Regions from separate parts of the Mus musculus genome. Here region 2 is linked to region 1. A link is a loop called in an ENCODE intact Hi-C map of the cell type or tissue named here. Cell type or tissue: heart. All regions are shown on one strand.

The links. A loop is a pair of places that touch in the nucleus more often than their neighbours do. Peaks named below come from ENCODE experiments on the same cell type or tissue, not always from the same donor. Only the 100,000 strongest peaks of a DNase experiment are listed, where the experiment ranks them.
Region 2: it touches region 1 in a loop (3-fold over the local background); 3 of 42 quality-filtered maps call a loop at or near these places.

The regions. Positions count from the first base shown.
Region 1 is chr19:34,665,316-34,667,815 of GRCm38, reverse strand. No RefSeq gene overlaps it. Among named protein-coding and RNA genes, the nearest start is that of Ifit1, 26 kb to the right of the region's middle. In heart, a CTCF peak has its summit at 1,469 (motif pointing left); no DNase peak of the experiment used is centred here.
Region 2 is chr19:34,877,487-34,879,986 of GRCm38, reverse strand. Pank1 (pantothenate kinase 1) reads left to right here and starts at 532. Exons shown (of 7, transcript NM_001114339.2): 1 at 532-1,463. The coding sequence starts at 911. In heart, a CTCF peak has its summit at 1,501; DNase peaks (open chromatin) are centred at 686 and 1,896; H3K4me3 peaks cover 2,500 bases; H3K27ac peaks cover 2,397 bases.

The DNA of each region.
Region 1 (2,500 bases):
ATTGACATAACCCCATGTATTTTATCAGACCTCTATGGATTAAAGTTGTACCTCAATACCAAGCAGAACAACAGAAAACCTACATACTCATGGAAACTGAACAAATCTCCAATCAGTGACCACTGGGTCAAGGAAGAAATTAAGAAAGGAGTTAAAGAGTTTCTAGAATTTAATGAAAATGCATGCACAACTTACCGAAACTTATGGGACATAATGCAAGTAGTGCTAAGAGCAAAGTTCATAGCACTAAGTGCCTTCATAAAGAAATTACTAAGATCCTATATTAGTGACTTAACAACATGTCTGAAAGCTCTAGAACAAAAAGAAGCAAACACATTCAAGAGGAGTTGATGGCAGGAAATAATGAAACTCAGGGCTGAAATTGATAAGATAGAAGCAAAGAAAACAATACAAAAAAAATCAAGGAAACAAAAAGTTGGTTCTTTGAAAAAAAATCAACAAATAGAACAAACCCTTAACCAAGCTAAAAGGCAAAGAAAGAATATTCAAATTAACAAAGTCAGAACTAAAAAGACACCGAGGAAATCCAAAGAGTCATTAGGTCATACTTCAAAAACCTGTACTTCACAAATTGTAAAATCTAAAAGAAATAGATAATTTTCTTGATAGATCATGATCAGATAAACAGCCCAATAGGCCTACAATCCCTAAGAAAATAGAAGCAGACATTAAAAGTCTCAACCAAAAAAGGCGAAGGGCCAGATGGTTTTGTCACAGAATTCTACCAGATTTTCAAAGAAGAGATAATACAAATACTCCTCAAATTATTCCAAAAAAAATAGAAATAGAAGGAACATTGCCAAATGCATTTTATTAGGCCATAATCACTTTAATACCAAAGACTCAAGAAAGAAAGAAAAAAAAAGTTTCAGACCAATTTCCCTCAAGAACATGAATGCAAAAATACTCAGTAAAATACTCCCAAACTGAATCCAAGAACACACTAAAAAGATCGTCCATCATGATCAAGTAGGATTCATCCTAGTGATGGAGGGATGGTTCAACATGAAAATCCATCAATGCAATCCACTGTATGAATAAACTGAAAGAAACAAAACACATAATCACCTAATTAGATGTTGCAAAAAGCCTTCGAAAAAATCCAACACCCCTTGGTGATAAAAGTCTTGGAGAAATAAAGGTTATTAGACACATAGCCAAACAATAAAGGCAATATACAGCAAGCTGATATACAGCATCATGTTAAATGGACAGAAACCCAATTCCACTATATGGCCTTGGTCTTCCTATATGATTTTCAGGCCCTGTACATTATCTACCTCTTGAAGTAGACAGTCTAGAGACCAGAACTAAGCATAAGGCTTACTTCAACATTCACCTCTTAACTATACAAAAGAATCAAACAAGTTTCCCTTTAAGGGGCTTCAAAGGCATAGAAAAACCATTTTAACATTAAGATGTTATGTAGCACTGCCACCTGCTGGACATAGTGAGGCATCGCAGCGCGCCAACTTAACTGAGAAAGGTTGCCTAGCAGGAACACTGAGATTTATTGGCTGCTGGTCAAGTCCTCCACCTTTTGCTTGTTATCTATCCTGCATTTATCTTCTTCGTCTTACAGTGCTATTATCAGGCTAAAGACGCCATTCCTGACCCCTTTTCTTCAACATTGTGAACTCTACAGTGTTATGAAGTGATCTAATATGTTGAGAGAGTGTACTGGCTGGTTTTGTGTGTCAACTTGACACAAACTGGAGTTATCACAGAGAAAGGATCCTCCCTTGAGGAAATGCCTCCATGAGATCCAGATCAAGGGCGAGGGCCCAGCCCATTGTAGTTAGTGCTATTCCTGGGCTGGTAGTCCTGGGTTCTATAAGAGAGCAAGCTGAGCAAGCCAGGGGAAGCAAGCCAGTAAAGAACATCCCTCCATGGCCTCTGCATCAGCTCCTGCTCCCTGACCTGCTTGAGTTCCAGTCCTGACTTCCTTGGTGATGAACAGCAAAGTGGAAGTGTAAGCCGAATAAACCCTTTCCTCCCTAACTTGCTTCTTGGTCATGATGTTTTGTGCAGGAATAGAAACCCTGACTAAGACAAATCGGTAGCAGCATAGTTGGGTATTCCTGTGACAACCTGATCATGTTTTGGGGAGGACTGTGGAAGGACTTTGGAACTTTGGGCTAGAAGATCCATTTGTTCTTAAGAGCTCTGTGGGAGTTCCTGTAGGAGCTCGGAAGATAATGTTGAAAACCATGCAGAAGATGGAGGCCTGGTTTGTGAAATTTCAGAGGGATGATTAAAGACTCTTGTTAGGGCAATTGCTGTTTTGATTTCGAAGATTCTGTGGTTTTGGTTACCCGGGGCTGAAGAATCAGCTGTGATTAACAAATTAGCAGAACTACTACAGCGAAATCTTTGCATTACTGGGACTATTGATAATAGTTTTTGCTTCATCTTATTGTATTTTATTTAGTCATGTTTGGTTGTTATCTCTTAGAAGCCTGTTCTTAAATCCTATAAT
Region 2 (2,500 bases), 210 kb before region 1:
GGTACTTTTGTGACACACAAGAGTCCCCTTTGGACAGACACAAAAGCTAAGGCCTCAAGAAGTCCCCAATACCCAAATGTGTCCCGCTTGCTGGGCACTGCCTATAACAGGTGTGTTAAGTACTGACTTTGTCTTTTGCTCAGTGTCAGTGGGAATCGGAACTGGGAACTGGGGGCTAACTCTGAGGGCTATCATGGTGCTGGTTCCCCTTCTCATAACCAAGGCAACTTTTTATTTCATAAATAACAGAACAGGGCATTGTCCCCTGCCGGTCTTTTCTGGGTGAGGAATGCGCTTTTTATAGCTTGGGATCGGTTCTGTTTACTTGGTTTCTTCTAGCACCGGTTATTCCTGCCTAGTTTTGTCCTTCACTGTCCTTTCTCTCTCTTCCTAGGTTTCCTCTCTGCAAACGACAACTCGAGAACACATGCTGTTTGTGTGAGTGTGCCAACCAAGGAATTTCACTCCCCTCCTTCTCCAAGGCTGCCTACCTCTCTATAAATAATTGTTCTCTTCCCTCCCTTCAGACCTGGGAGTAGTTTGGTCACATTAACGCACGCGCGCCTGCTCACACACTTTCGTGGGGCGGGGATGTAGCATGGGTGACCTTGTGAAGGTACTAGCCCACTGGGGATAGGATTAGCAAACCTGAAACCTCTGCAAATATCTGGCTTCCTCCGGCATTCCTCCCGAGGCTTCTGGCTGTCTCGTGCCTACCTCACCCAGTACCCTTTAGGCTCGCTCCGCCACACAAAGCCCCATCCGCCTATCTCCTCTTCGCAAACCCCGAGAACTTCATTCCGCACGTTGAAACTCGTCGGTGGCGGTGGCGGGTAGGACTGGGCATGCTCAGTGGCGGGGACAGGTCTGGGAGGCGAGGAAGCCGCATTTGAAGTGGCTCGGCCTTGGGATGAGGGGGAGGCGGGCTCCCCGGCCGGGGTCCACCGAGGTTCCCGCAGCTGCGCGCGATGCCGACACGCTGCGGGCGAGAGCAGCAAGCCCGGTGCGCGGGGCCCAGCTCGCCGAAGACGTGGGGACGCCGACGGGAGGAGGGGAGGAGCGCCGGGGCCACCAGCTCCCGACCGCGGCGCCGAGGCTGCGGGAGAGCAAGCCCCAGGGTGGATCGGAAGATCGGGGAACGGCCGACCGTGACCTCCAGCGAGGCTGCCAGAGCCGGAGCCCGCGCACCGCTCCGCCGGTCCCGGGCATGGGCGACCGCGGCGCGCAACACGAGCGCGCGGCCCTGCAGTCCCCGGGGGCCCCCGAGGGCGCCGCGGCCGCCGTGAACGGGCTGCTGCACAACGGCTTCCACCCGTCGGCCGCCAGCAGCCGCGACCCGCCGGCCCCACGCTTCCAGCTCCCGTCCGAGCTGCAGCCGCAGCCGCTGTTCGCCCAGCATGATTCTCCGGCCAAGAAATGCCGGCTGCGGAGGAGGATGGACTCCGGGAGGAAGAACAGGCCGCGTAAGTCCTGCCGGCAGGGAAGCGCCGGTGCCCGCGGTCGAGGGGGGCGACAGAGTGCCGCTCTGGACTGCGTCCTCCCTAGAGGCGTCGGGCGTCCAAGGTGGCGGCCCGCGGTGGCGCCTGTCTAGTCCGATCCGCCTACTGGGTCGGTCAGACACTAGCTGGAGCTGCTCCCTCGGTCACCGTAGCGGCTGGGAGAACGCACTGCCCGCTGTTATTGGTGGCCGTGGGGCAAACAACCCGACTGATCTTGGGTCTGGGACTAGGAGGAGGGCGGGCTGGCACAGCCCGGGGCTCACTGCTCCCTTCTCCGAGCACATCTTTTGGGGCGTGCATCTCAGGCTACCAGTTTGCCCTTTGAATCGCAGAGTAACCGCCAGTATCTAGGGCCCATTGGCAAGCTTAAGGAGGCGTGGAGTTTGACAATCCCCCAAATCACAGCCTATTAAACAGTGTTTCCACACAGCCAGTGAGACGGCTGGTGTAGAGGGAAACACCCACTGACACCATGTGGGCCGGAACGGTGTGGACCAATGAGGATTGCAGGTGGATTCCCCCCCTCCCCTTGGAGTGGGTCGAGTTGAGTGTTTGTAATTGTACAACTCCAAAAAGTGCGTTGTTTCACAACCTGAGACTTGTATATATAATGGTAGACTGTAAAGGGTACCTTCCCCACCTGACATTCTGGGATGTCAGTTTGTAGGTAGAGATTACGAGTTGTTTTGTTTTGTTTTGTTTTGTTGTTGTTGTTTTTTTTCCTTATCTGAGCCTAACTCCATTCAACTGGTTACCTCTTTGTGGGTGTCTTTAATGAAGCTTGTAAATGGCAGAAAGCAAAGTAAGTAGAGTCCACGGTAGTGAGCGATCGGATTCAAACGGGTACCTGTTGCATATCAATTAACTGTTCTGGGTTGGGAAATGATTAAATTGGGCTTCAATTTCTGTAAAAGGTTGATGTTTGGAAAACAGCATAACTCCTTCGCCTGTCTTTGCTTATAATTTTTATCTTTCTGTTCATAGTTTTCATAGCCTTTCTG